2 separate regions of the Homo sapiens genome follow, and region 2 is linked to region 1. Evidence: chromatin contacts called from ENCODE POLR2A ChIA-PET data. All regions are on one chromosome and are shown on one strand. The core of a region is the stretch at or near the end of the contact, and the rest is flanking DNA. Distances in the headings are between cores, read along the strand shown.

Region 1 (7,337 bases), core at 2,933-5,432:
GTCCCAGACTTTAGGAAGCCACCTGGTTTCCGGAGGCTGGGAGGGACTATGACATAATTCATCTATCCAGCAGAAAATACTGATTGAATGCCTGCTGGGTTCTGGGGTGCCCTAAAAGGTGCTAGTGAACAAAACCCAGGCCCTGCTCACGAGGAGCTTGCAGTCTAGTGGGAAATTCGGAAGCCCTGCCTCTGCCTGTGTGCACATTATGATGGTGAATGTCACATACCCTGGCCCAGCCCAAGGGATGTTTTCATATATTGCAGAGCAGAGGAGAAAACAGCAACCTTCCCCTTACACTCCAGACTTGCCCAACTGCCTGCTGGGTCTCGCCTGTTGGATGCTAATAATCATCTCAAATCATCCCACATCAAAATACATCAAACAGAACTAGCTCTTAGGCTCTGCCCACCCTCTCTTCATCAATGGCACCCACCTACCCACTCGTTCAAGTCAAGAACAATGAGTTGTCTCAGTTGCATCCTTGTCCTCAATTTCATCCTCTCCTGGTCACATCCAATCCATGAGCAAGTGCTGGGTTGGGCATGTCCAAACTCTGCCCCAAATCCAACCCCACAGCCATCATCCTTTCTCACCTCATGCCTCTGCTGTTACTCAACGATTCCACTTCAAAACGATCATCACAAATCTCAAATGGGCACTGGGCCCTGGCTGGCAAGCCTATATTACCTGGGTGAGTTCACTCTCCCACTCTCAGACCTCTGTGACCACTCTTTCCACAGAAGGCCTAACCTCTCTAGCTTCCTGAGACTTTACTATTGCAACCATTTCCCCCTTTCTCCTGCATAATCAATTTCTTCTTGTCTACCAGATTATTCCAATTAACGTACAAACATGTTCTCCTATCTCCCTTCTGAAAAATTCCCTTCCTCTTGCCCATCACCCCTCTCACTGCTACTCCATTCCCAGCTGTCCTTTACAGCAAAATTTTTCCAAAGAATTCTCTTCCTCTCCTATCATCCTCTTTCACCTGCTCCAAAGTGGCTTCTGATAAGTGGCTTCTGCCTCTACTGCTCCTCTAAAACTGCTCTTGTCACACCACTGATGATCTCCACTCTGCCAAATCCAGAGGTCACATGTGGGTCTCTGTCTTACTTGGCCCTTATACAGTTCTTTTCAAAACATCCATTAAGACCGGGCACAGTGGCTCACCTCTATAATCCCAGCACTTTGGGAAGCCCAGGCAGGTGGATCACCTGAGGTCAGGAGTTCGAGACCAGCCTGGCCAACATGGTGAAACCTTGTCTCTGCTAAAAATACAAAAATTAGCCGGGCGTGGTGGCGCATACCTGCAATCCCAGCTAATGGAGATGCTGAGGCAGGAGAATCACTTGAACCCCAGAGGTGGAGGTTGCAGTGAGCCGAGATCACGCCACTGCACTCCAACCTGGGCAAGAGTGAAACTCCATCTAAACAAACAAAACAAAACAAAACAAAACAAAAATAGAGATCAAAACATCCGTTGGCCACCTCTTAATCTATCCAAGCCTGATTCACTTAGAATGAGCTCTTCTGTTCTCGCCAGGCCATGGTAGGATGGAGAGATGTCAAGTCTCAGCACTCAAGTCACACATTTGTGGTGGTCCAGCAGATCGGACTTAAGAAAGGACGTCAATCCATCCACTGGTGCTGGAAAATGCGAGGGTGGAATGTTGGCCAGGGCAGGCCGTGAGATGTCCACTAGGATCACCAGACAATGTCCCTGTGAACTTGTTCCCTTTATCTTTTACACAGGGCTGGAAATAGAAAATGTAAAACATTGATACAGTCCAGGCACAGTGGCTCATGCCTGTAATCCCAGCACTTTGGGAGGCCAAGGCAAGAGGATTACTTGAGCCCAGGAGTTTGAGACCAGCCTGGGCAACATAGTAAGACCTCATTTCTACAAAATAAAAAAATAAAATTAGCCAGGCATGGTGGCATGTGCCTGTAATTCTAGCTACTTGGGAGGCTAAAGCAGGGGGATCATTTGACCCTGAAAGTCAAGGTTGCAATGTGCCATGATTGTGCCACTGCACTCCAGCTTGGGTGACAAACAGAGTAAGATCCTGTCAATCAATCAATCTAAATAAAAATAAATAAATAAATAAAACGTTGATACAGGGAGTGACAGGATCACTGGTGTTTCTTTTTCGCTTCTCAATTTCCATGATTGCTGTTCAAATGGTGTTTAGGGGCTGCGTGCGGCGGCTCATGCCTCTAATCCCAGCACTTTGGGAGGCTGAGATGGGCAGATCACTTGAGCTCAGGAGTTCGAGACCAACCTGGGCAACATGGTGAGACCCCCGTCTCTACCAAAAACACAAAAAAATTAGCTGGGGATGGTGGCACATGCCTGTAGTCCCAGCTACTTGGGAGGCTGAGGTAGGAGGATCACCTGAGCCCAGGAGACCGAGGTTGTAGTGAGTCAAGATCGTGCCACTGCATTCCAGCCTGGGTGAAAGCGCGAGATTCCGGAAATTCCGTCTCAAAACAAACAAACAAACAAACAAACAAAAAATGGTGTTTAGGCAACAGAGAAAAGTTGAGTGCCAAAATTTACAATGCCTGATAAGAAGATTTGGTCCTCATCTGCACGGATCCCGCCTATGGGCGGTGAGCAGGAAAGAATCCCCACCACAGGCAGCAATTAATAGAGACCTGCTCACGGCAGCTCTGAAGGATGTGACGGCTGGAGCCTAGCTGGCATCACTCAGGATTCCTGTGCAGCTGGGATTGTGTCTCAGTGACCTTTTCAAGAACTTGGCTATAGAATCCATTTATCTGCTATATACTCTGTTTAACCTTTATGCTGACAAAGAATGCCCCAGGGAACAACTTGAAACCTTGCCTTTCTTTTCTCTCTTTCTGGAGATTAATCCATATTCAATCCCAATCTTTTTTTTTTATCAATACCAATCTCCTTCTCAGACCTCTTCACCTTTACTGGACTCAGAAGCTTCAGTTCTCCTTCCTCTAAAGATGAAATCAAGCCTTGTCGCCCTGACAACACATTTCCTTTGGCCCAGGGTTGTAAATCAAGAATGGCCTAGGTCCCTCCGGTCCTCTCCTGAGGTCCCTTGTGTATCTCCCTTGTGACACATCAAAAGAGCCATACACATACTTATTAGCATCTCTGCTCTTGAATTGTGGACTCCAGGAATGCAGAAATTGGACCTTGTCCCCTCCCTCCTTTCCTAAGACCAGACCCTTTAGAGACCCTCCAGAAACACTTGTTGAAAGAGTGAAATCCACTAGGGGCCCGTGAAGGGCCCTCTCTGGGCCTGTTGAACTCAAGGAAACCTTTCTCAGTTCTTCTCTGTCCTTCTCTCAGCTTTTCTAGACACAACATACTCTATCCAGCTAGCGTTTGGAAAGGTCCTGTCTGACTCCAGCCTCATCTGCCAGAAAGAGAGAGAGAAAAAAGTTACTGCATGCTGAGTTGAGATATTTTTAGGCTAACAGCTGCTGGGATGAACCAGAGAGTTTCTGTTCTTTTTTTTTTTTTTTTTTTTTTTGAGAACAGAATCTGGCTTTGTCTCCCAGGCTGGATTGCAGTGGTGCCATCCCAGCTCACTGCAGCCTCCACCTCCTGGGCTCAAGCGATCCTCCCACCTTAGCCTCCTGAGTTGCTAGGACTACAGGCCCACACCACCACACCCAGTTAATTTTTATATTTTTTGTAGAGATAGGGTCTTGCTATGTTGCCCAGGCTGGTCTCAAACTTCTGGGCTCAAGCGACCCTCCCACCTCAGCCCCCGAAGTGCTGGGATTACATGTGTGAGCCACCTGCCTGGCCCTGAGTTTCTGTTCTTGTTCCGCAAGGTGTGACAGACATCACTTCGTCCTAGGCTGCAGAAGCTTCAAACTGACAAGTCCCATCTAGGGAACAGAGCAGTACCATGAGGAAATTCCTGTTTCTGTGGCTGAGTCTGCACAAAAAAGAGTGAATGGGGTATGCTAAATTTTGCTTTCTCTTAAGGACTTCTGAAGACTGAAAAACCAAGATCTATTAAGAGGGGTGTGGTTTTGAGTCTAGCCCACTGGGAACCAGCATGAGTCCTGTGTGACAGGCCCAAGCCTGGCTGCTGATTCTGGCAGAGTTGGCCAGGTAAGGCATGAGAGTCCTGGGAAAATAATGTGGGAGGGTGGACAGGAAGTGCCTGCCCAGACAGAGTAGGGAGAAGGATGTGAGTAAAACCAAGGATGTGTAAGCACGTGCGTGTGTGTGTGTGTGTGTGTGTGTCTGTGTGTTTACAAACTGACAAGAGGTGTAACTCTCTTTCCTTTTGATGCTGTGACCTCTCCCAAGGGACTTTCTCCAATAACGGTTGGTGAGTTTCCTTACTATAAAGGGGAACACTAGACATTTCCAGAAATTTAACAAAGCCTGCATCAAACTACAGTTGGGAAGTGTGTATGTAAAATTGTCACAAGATTATTGACTATGGCTGGGTGTGGTGGCTCATGCTTGTAATCCCAGCACTTTGGGAGGCCAAGATAGGTGGACTGCTTTGAGCTCAGGAGTTCAAGACCAGCCTGGGCAACATGGTGAAACCCGTCTCTGCAAAAAAAAGTAAAAAAAAAAAAAAAAAAAAAAAAAAAAAAAAAGCTGGGCTTGGTAGCGCACCTATAGTCCCAGCTACTTGGGAGACTAAGGTGAGAAGATCATTTGAACCCAGGGAGGTGGAGGCTGCAGTGAGCCAAGATTGTGTCACTGTACTCTAGCCTGGGTGACAGAGCAAGACTCCATTAAAAAAAAAATCAGAAGTTTAAAAGAATAAGGACCAGACCTTTAAAATTCTGTCCAACTTTATAATCTTATTTAAAAATAAATACAAGTTTTTGGCCGGGTGCAGTGGCTCTCGCCTGTAAGGCATGACTTTGGGAGGCCGAGGTGGGTGGATCACATGAGGTCAGGAGTTCGAGGCCAGCCTGGCCAACATGGTGAAACCCCATCTCTACTGAAAATACAAAAATTAGCCGGGCGTGGTGGCACATGCCTGTAATCCCAGCTTCTTGGGAGGCTGAGGTAGGAGAATCACTTGAACCTGGGAGGCAAAGGTTTCAGTGACCCGAGATTGTACCATTGCACTCCAGCCTGGGCAACAAGAATGAAACACTGTCTCAAAATAATTAATTAATTAATTAATTAAAATAAAATAAATAAACACAAGTTTTTGAAAAACAAAATAGATTGATGTGTTTTGGTTTTAGGGAGACCTTAACTTTTGTTTGATGGGAGAGGAGGTTGAACAAAACTGTTCTAGAAAGCTACTCCTTTATTCTGCGTGTCTCACTAATTAGGCAGAAGAGGAATCACGGGGCTAGCTTGTCCTGTAGACTATCAGATCTTTTGTTTCATAGCTATATTTTAAGCTTTTTTTTTTTCTTTCGGTAGTTTCCTCATCTGGATATTTGAAGCTTTTTAATCATAGAAAATTTCAAACACGGGAAGTTGAGACAGGAGAATCGCTTGAACCCGGGAGGTGGAGGTTGAAGTAACCTGAGATCACTTCACTGCACTCTAGCTTGGGCGACAGAGCAAGACTCTGTCTCAAACAAAAAAAAAAAGACTGGGTGCTCATGCCTGTAATTCCAGCACTTTGGGAGGCCGAGGCGGGCGGATCACCTGAGGTCAGGAGTTCGAGACCAGCCTGGCTAACATGGTGAAACCCCGTCTCTACTAAAAATACAAAAATTAGCTGGGCATGGTGGTATACATCTGTAATCCCAGCTACTCAGGAGGCTGACGCACGAGAATTGCTTGAACCCGGGAAGTGGAAGTTGCAGTGAGCAAAGATCCTGTCACTGCATTCCAGCCTGGGAGACAGAACGAGACTCCATCTCAAAAAAAAAAAAGAAAAAAGAAAAAAGAAAATCTCAGATAGACACAAAAGCAGAGATGATAGCGGCGGAATCAATGCCTGTGATTCCCGTAACCCAATGAGCAACACATGCCTAATCTTTTTTCATCAGCTCCCTAGTCCTGTCTCAATTGCATTTTCAAACAAATTCCAAATATATTATTTCATTTGTAAGTACTTCATTGTGTATCTTTAAAAATATACGACCGCAACAGCATTAGCATGCCTAGAAAAAGTAACAATAATTCTTAATATCATAAAATAGCCAGCCAGAGTTAAGTTTTCCTGATTTTTTTTCTTCATATTTGGCACTGAATATTTATCAAGAGTCTTCAAAATGTTTAGGCTATCAAGTCCACTTCTATAAATATTTCCTGAATGCAGAATAAACTTTCTACATAGAGATATTTTCTGCAGTGCTATTGATAATGAAATGTGGCCAAATTAAATGGGCACACTAGGTAAATTAAGTCGTGGTCATACTCAATGAAATAGCATTGTGGTTAGAGAAAGGCAGGATGTTAGACAGACTCACTCCTCCATTTATTTACTATTAAGTGACCTGCCTTCTTGAAGCATCATTTTACTCACAGATAAAATATGGGTGATAATAATACCCACCTCATGGGTTAGGCCCTCCCATTGTGAGGGCTACACAAAAATGCACCTAACACAGCAAAGTGTTTGCATGGTTCCAAGTGAACCCTCAATATATGGTCACTGTAAAATGTGCAGTAATAAATGTTCATGAAGAACTTGTAGTAACATAAAAAATTATAAAGTCAAGTTTAAAAATGATAAAACAGGCCAGGCCTGATGGCTCACACCTATAATCCTAGCACTTTGGGAGGCTGAGGCTGGAGGATCGCTTGAGCCCAAGAGTTGGAGACCAGCCTGGGCAACATAGAGAGACCCCTACAAAAAAATAAAAACAGGCTGCGTGGGGTGGCTCACACCTGTAATCCCAGCACTTTGGGAGGCCGAGATAGGTGGATCACTTGAGGTCAGGAGTTCGAGACCAGCTTGGCCAACATGGCGAAACCCTGTCTATACTAAAAATGCAAAAATTAACTGGGCATGGTGGCATGCAGCTGTAGTCCCAGCTACTTGGGAGGCTGAGGTATGAGAATCCCTTGAACCTGAGAGGCAGAGGTTGCAGTGAGCCAAGATCGCATCACTGCATTCCAGCTTGGGTGACAGAGCGAGACCATCTCAAAACAAACAAACAAAAAATTAAAAACAAAAAAATTACCTGGGCATGGTGGCACACACCGGTAGTCCCAGCTGCTTGGGAAGCTGAGATGGGAGGATCACTTGAGCACAGGAGGTCGAGGCTGCAGTGAGCTGTGATCATGCCACTGCACTCCAATAAAACAAATACACATATCCTATAACTACAGCCACATAAAGACAGTGTCTAAAGTTAATATGTCAAAATAACAGATTATCATTGCGTAGTGATTCTCTATC
Region 2 (7,337 bases), core at 2,478-4,977, 680 kb after region 1:
GCCCAAGAAGAACAAGTATATTGGGTGTTTGTCTCTTTCTCCTCTCCAGTCTAGTAAAGATTTCTGCCCTTAACACCCATTTTTCTTTAGAAACACAAAAGAAAACAAGGAAGGCAATGAAACTGAGAGGCTTCTGAATGGGATGGTCGCCTGGGTGAGGGGCTTATGTCTAGGAAGGATGCTGTTAACGGACGCCATGCTCTCTTCCAGGTTTGTTGGTGGACCAAAGTAAGATCTACAGCAGGGCCTTCTACTCCTGCGCAGCTGGCATGGCCCTGGCTGCTGTGTGCCTCGCCCTGGTGAGACCGTGTAAGATGGGACTGTGCCAGCATCATCACTCAGGTGAAACAAAGGTAGTGAGCCATCGTGGGAAGACTTTACAGGACATACCTGAAGACTTTCTGGAAATGGATCTTGCAAAAAATGAGCACAGAGTTCACGTGCAAATGGAGCCGGTATGACACACTTTCTTACAACAACAGCCACTGTGTTGGCTGGAGAGGGATGGGGTGGGCCCAACGGAGACACAAGGAGGTAGAGGAGCTAACCCCTCTACTCCACTTTCAAAACTACATTTTAAAGGGAATGTGTATGTGAAGAGCACTACCAACATCGCTTTTGTTTTAAGTTTTCCTTTTTGCTTGTTTTTAAAGCCAAAACAAAAAACAACCAAGCACTCTTCCATATATAAATCTGGCTGTATTCAGTAGCAATACAAAAGATATGTAGAAAGACTCTTTGGTTCACATTCCAATATTAAAATAGTGACACGAACTGGCAAAGTGGTTTTAAAAGCTTTCACATGGGATAAATGATTTTCTTTCTTTCTTTTCTTTCTTCGTATGGTCTTGTCAGAATAAACTACTATCTTGAATAAAACAACATCCAACCCAGGTCATTGAAATGAAATTGGCCAGTCAAAAAAAAAAAAAAAGACTTCAATCATTTAAAAAATTCCTAATTTTCAGAAATATGAATAAATGGTTTTTGTTAAACCCTTTGTAAAATACTGAGGTTCCCATTAACAAATTATGGCTTCTGCTTGCTGGAAATGAAGTATAGTTTAAGACCAAACATTTTACTAATAAGCAAATTTTAAGTACATATATAACTTGAACTTCATAAATGTGAAGATTACCACTTCTTTTTATGGCCAGTCCTTACCAGAAGTGTTTCAGTACAGAATATACAAAATGGCATTTAAAAATGTGTTTCCTGTTGCTTTTAGTTATACAGAAATATGTGACTGTAGTGTCTTTAATTTAAACCGCTATTTATTATTAAGTTATTCTAGGATGATTAATCAAAAGAAATAAAATCTGAGACATAAGCAGCATTTTTACCTCCTTTCTGCAGTCCTTTAAATGCCTCACAGAATACGTCTTATCTTGTAAAAAATACTTTCATAAAAGGCCAAGTTGTCATGATTCTTCCATTTGATTAAGGGCAACATGTGCTATTTAAAGGGGAAAAAATAACGGATAGCAAATCACCTTAGCTTTCAAAAATAATTTGTTTTATCATCTAAGAATACTTGAGGAACTTCTTTGATCAGAATTATATTTCATTGAACTGTTAAAGCATTTCTGATTTAAAGAAAAAACCATCTAATTGTTGAAGCATTTCTGTATTTCACATGGGGGTAACAGAGACATTTATGTTATAGCGAGTTACAAGTTGCAATTTACATCTTCTATAACTCACAACTTGATTGTTCTAAGTTGCCAGAGGTATCGGGTAACTGGTCATTGTTTTTTTGTTGTTGTTGTTGTTGTTTGTTTTATTTTTTATTTTTGGAGTCACACTACATGTATAGTATTGCTCACGTTACAGTTTTCTGTAAAGAGGACAAGTGTCAGGATAATAGGTGGACTTTTTACTCACCTATTTTACTGCAATCTCACCCTGCAGGTGACGGTCAATGCTCGCTGCTCCATCTTTACTCATCATTAATGTTAATTTATGACAACTCGGGGGAAAAACATAACAAGCCTAGTTTGGTTACAGGTACACACAAGCTTGAATATTTCTCTGCACTGAAATGAAAGTGGCATAGTTCATCACCACCTGCTACATTTTGTAGAGCATCTTACCAGCCATAGAAATAGGACAATCTATAAAACTTTGGGGAGGGTGGGGGAGGAAATGACACAGTGTCTGTCAAAAACAGGCATAATCTAAAACAAGGTGGATATAGCAAATCTCTGCCACTGCTTGAGAAGAACTTTGAGCTTGTGGCAGTTTTGCAGACTTACATGACTTCAGCACTTTACAACGTATTTTTACTATGAATGTTCAATACAATTTAATATTTATAACTGATTTCAGAGGGATCTGCTCCATGTCTATTCTGTTACCTGCATGAAAAGAGAATGCATGCCAATTTCAGTATGTCAATAATCAAGGTTTTAAATGTTTGGAAGAAAATAAAAACAAGATTGCTGATTTGTTCTGTATTAGTGACATTCTGGTACTTCTAGATTTGCAATACATTTATGGCTTTTTTATTTAAAGATACTGATTTTCTTCTGTTATAAGATTTTTTTATTGACTCTCACAGCATTCAGTATTTGATGCAATTAAAGTTATAAAAACTCACCAAAGATTCACTCCAAATAAATAATTTTTTAACGTTTATCTTCTGCAAAACCTTTTAACTCTACTAGAGACACATAAAGTTTCCCAAGAAGTGTCTACTGAACTTTTTATTTATTTATATTTACTAGTATTTTTTTTTGAGATGGAGTTTCACTCTTGTTGCCCAGACTGGAGTGCAATGGCACAATCTCAGCTCACTGCAGCCTCCCAGGTTCAAGTGATTCTCCTGCCTGAGCCTCCCGAGTAGCTGGGATTACAGGTGCCCGCCACCACGCCTGGCTAATTTTGTGTATTTTTAGTAGAGATGGGGTTTCACCATGTTGGCCAGGCTGGCCTCAAACTCCTGACCTCAGGTGATCCACCTGCCTCGGCCTCTCAAAGTGCTCGGATTACAGGTGTGAGCCATCGTGTGTGGCCTGAACTTTTAAATCATTTTTTCTGGTCATTGAAAGCAGGACAATTTTATTTTATGTTGAGTTTTTCATGCAAATTACAGCACCTTAGAAAAAGACTAAATAATTCAAGGGAAATATTAAGTAATGAATAACAGGAGAGCGAAATAAAAATTAAACAATATAATCAAATGAAGAAGCATGTTTTCATCTAAGAATTAAGAATGAAAGCAGCGATGGTATTTAATTATTAATGAAAAATACATGAATGAAATGATATCATGGTAGCCAGAGTAAGCCTATCAAAAGTCATAACGGCAAATAGTTAAAGACTACAACCAGTTACAGAATCGTTCCAAGAACTGTTGCAACCTGTAAGTAAACAGCACAGACTCTACATGCCAGGGTTTGGCAAACTTTTTCTGTAAAGGTCCAGATAGTAAATATTTAAAGCTTTGCAGGCCATGAGGCCTCTGTCTAGTCAACTCTGCCATTGAGGGTCAAAAGCAGCCACAGACAATATATAAATGAATGAATGTGGCAATGTTTCAATGGAATTTTATTTATGGATACTGAAATGTGAATTTCACAAGATTTTCATACAGGAAATATATATTTTTTCAATCACATAAAAATGTTAAACACACACACACACACACACACACACAATTAGCTCTCAAGCTGAAAAAAAAAAAATTCTAGCTCCTTCACCACATATCTGTAACACTGGCACAGATCAGTACCACCAGAAGCAAAGCTCTGAAAACTAACAGTCCTGACTCATGGGAAAGGATTCATTGTGGTCAAAGTAATTCTTAGATCATAACTGCCCCAAAATAGGAAAGATCAAGCAGCTAACACTTTTTCGTTGTTGTTGTTTTGAGACAGAGTCTTGCTCTGTCACCCCGGCTGGAGTGCAGTGGCACGATCTTGGCTCACTGCAACCTCCACCTCCCGAGTTCAAGCAATTCTCCTGCCTCAGCCTCCCAAGTAGCTGGGATTACAGGCATGCACCACCACACCCAGCTAATTTTTGTATTTTTAGTGGAGACAGGATTTTGCCATGTTGGGCAGGCTGGTCTTGAACTCCTGACCTCAAGTGATCTGCCCACCATGGCCTTCCAAAGTGCTGTGATTACAGGTGTGAGCCACCGTGCTTGGCATTATAGCTAACGTATTTGTTAATTATGTTTTCTTTTTTTTTCCTTTTTTTTTTTCTGAGATGGAGTTTCACTCTTGTTGTCCAGGCTGGAGTGCAGTGGTGCGATCTTGGCTCACTGCAACCTCCACCTCCACCACACCAGGCTGTTAATTATGTTTTCATTTCTCCTGATTAAAAAGATTCTGCTTTAAGATTGTTGACTTCAAGAAGTTTCAGTATAAACCTTATGTAGACTTTCTCTCCCCAAAACTAAAATTATTCTAGTTATAAAAATGAGTTGGGCCGGGCGCAGTGGCTCACGCCTATAATTCCAGCTCTTTGGGAGGCCGAGGCGGGTGGATCGCCTGAGGTCGGGAGTTCAATACCAGCCTGACCAACATGGAAAAACCCCGTCTCTACTAAAAATACAAAATTAGGCGGGCGTGGTGGCACATGCCTATAATCCCAGCTACTCGGGAGGCTGAGGCAGGAGAATTGCTTGAACCCGGGAGACGGAGGTTGCAGTGAGCCGAGATTGCGCCATTGCACTCCAGCCTGGGCAACAAGAGCGAAACTCCGTCTCAAAAAAAGAATTAAGATCATGTACTCTTTTAAGACCTATGTATCCGTAACTAATACAAAATGTGTCCAAACCTTTTAACAAAGTTATACATTTTATACTCCAATAGCATGTAATGTAGCTTTTGAGCATTTATTTGCCTTTCCCTTTGCTTAATACCTGGTGATAAAATAGAAAATGGATTCTATGTCAGCATTCTTGTGGCACAGATTCAAATCACCAGGTGGTATTTATTAGATTTAGATTTCCATACTCCAATTCAACTATTGTAAATTAGAAATCATCATGATCCTTCAGCTGGGCATGGTGGCTCACACCTGTAATCCCACCCAGCACTTTGAGAGGCCGAGGTGGGTGGATCACTTGAGGTCAGGAGTTCGAGACCAGCCCAGCCAACATGGTGAAATCCTGTCTCTACTAAAAATACAAAAATTAGCCGGGCATGTTGGTGCACGCCTGTAATCCCAGCTACTTGGGAGGGTGAGGCAGAAGAATCACTTGAACCTGGGAGGTGGAGGTTGCAGTGAGTCAAGATCGCGCCACTGCACCCAAGCCTGGGCAACAGAGTGAGACTCCATCTCAAAAATAATAATAATAATAAAAAATAAGAAATCATGATCCTTATTTTCACAAGTTTGCAAATATGGGGCTCACAAGGAACTAGAGTTTAGAAACCATTGCCTTTAAATCTTTAAACGGTGGCCAGGTGTGGTGGCTCATCCCTATAATCCCAGCACTTCAGGAAGCCAAGGTGAGTGAATTGCTTGAGCTCAGGAGTTCAAGACCAGCCTGGGCCACATGGTGAAACCAAAATTAGCCAGGTGTGGTGGCTCATGCCTGTGGTCCCAGCTACTCGAGAGGCTGAGGTGGGAAGATCACTTGAGCCCAGGGGGCAGAGGTTGCAATGAGTCCAGATGGCACCACTGCACACAGCCTTGGCAAAGAGTGAGAACCTGTCTCAAAAAAGAAAAATTGTAATGGTTATGCACATTACTTAAAATGACCTATTTAAGGAATTCAGACATGTTACATGCAAAAATGATCACTGCTATAAATATACATTGCATTGAGAAAAGAGAAGCTGCCCTTGTTTTCAGATTTGTGTTTATATTGCATGTGTCCTAAGTGAGGGCGATCGTAGCGTACAGCTGGGCCAGCCGCCGTTGCATAAGTAAGGAAACTGGGTCCCCCTAGTGTTCAGTTCTCATAATGACTCTCGAAAGGTGCAGAACAAGAAAAGTGGCAAGAGAACTTACAACTTCGCTATCCGTGTAACAACTCACCCAAATCAAAATTACTTCAATGACTATCCGTTTCCTACAGGGAAAGTTAGACGGGAAACCTGATGCCCAGAACATTTCCCCAAATATTATTGAGAAAATACATATTGTGGCCATGTATTTGTGTCATTTATATGCCTTTCCAGCAACTCAAGAACAAGCACGCTAACTTCCCTAACAACTTATACACCCTGGAATTCAACCAAAACTTTAAGTACCTTCTCTGCATCGACACCTCCCATTCTTAGTCTCAACTTTGTCCCTGAGCTCCTGATTTACATCTGCCTGCATGGCAGGGCATGGATATAAACTAAGCATCTTCAACTTAAAATGTCCTCAGCAGAACTCTGGATCTTCCTCCTCAAACCCACTCCTCCACACATCCAATCGGCTCTCCTTTCTAAATATATCCAGGAGCTGACTGCTTCTGCCAACTGCATCAGGACCCTTGATCCAAGCCAATATCATCTTAGCTGGATTATTACAGTAGTCTTCTAGCTGGCCTGCCTGCTTCCACTCTTGCAACATGCCACCCCATCTTAATTTTCCATACAGTAGCCAGAGTAATCTTCTTACAGCACAAGTCTGACATAAATCCTTGGCAATGAGCCCTGCGTGAACTGCCCGATGGTATTTCTTTTCCCTCTGCTCCTGTTATACTAGCCCCACTGGCTTTTTTTTTTTTTTTTTTGAGATAGAGTCTCGCTCTGTTGCCCAGGCTGGAGTGCAGTGGCATGATCTCGGCTCACTGCAACCTCTGCCTCCCAAGTTCAAGCAATTCTCCTGCCTCAGCCTCCCAAGTAGCTGGGACTACAGGCACATGCCACCACGCCCGGCTAATTTTTTGTATTTTTAATAGAGACGGGGTTTCACTATGTTAGCCAGGATGGTTTCTATCTCCTGACCTCATGATCCGCCCGCCTTGGCCTCCCAAAGTGTTGGGATTACAGGCGTGAGCCACCACGCCCAGCCCCCCCACTTTTTTTTTTTTTTTGAGATGGAGTTTCACTCTTGTTGCCCAGGCTGGAGTGCAAAGGCACAATCTTGGCTCACTGCAACTTCTACCTCTGGGTTCAAGTGATTCTCCTGCCTCAGCCTCCCGAGTATAGCTGAGATTACAGGTGCCCACCACCATGCCTGGCTAATTTTTTTTTTTTTTTTTGTATTTTTAGTAGAGATGGGGTTTTGCCATGTTAGCCATGATGGTCTCAATCTCCTGAACTGGTGATCCGCCTGCCTCGGTCTCCCGAAGTGCTGAGATTACAGGTGTGAGCCACGACACCCAGCCTCTCTTATTGTTTCTGGAATTGTTCTTCTTGTTGCAAGCTTCAGGCTTTGGCATTTGT

The links. ChIA-PET counts read pairs that join two places held with the same protein, here RNA polymerase II (POLR2A).
Region 2: POLR2A ChIA-PET joins it to region 1 with 18 read pairs in PC-3. The contact joins two enhancer-like sites. POLR2A ChIA-PET finds 5 or more read pairs at or near these places in 2 of 52 experiments (H1 and PC-3).

What each region holds. Positions count from the first base shown.
Region 1 is chr17:64,274,625-64,281,961 of GRCh38, forward strand. No RefSeq gene overlaps it. Among named protein-coding and RNA genes, the nearest start is that of TEX2, 15 kb to the left of the region's middle. Within about 2 kb of position 4,183, at least 5 of the 41 ENCODE cell types and tissues checked have a DNase peak (open chromatin) inside an H3K27ac peak, as active enhancers do.
Region 2 is chr17:64,956,089-64,963,425 of GRCh38, forward strand. LOC107985000 (a long non-coding RNA gene) reads right to left here and starts at 6,676. Exons shown (of 3, transcript XR_001752973.3): 1 at 1,104-6,676; 2 at 866-868. It also overlaps the pseudogene SLC16A6P1. Within about 2 kb of position 3,728, at least 2 of the 41 ENCODE cell types and tissues checked have a DNase peak (open chromatin) inside an H3K27ac peak, as active enhancers do.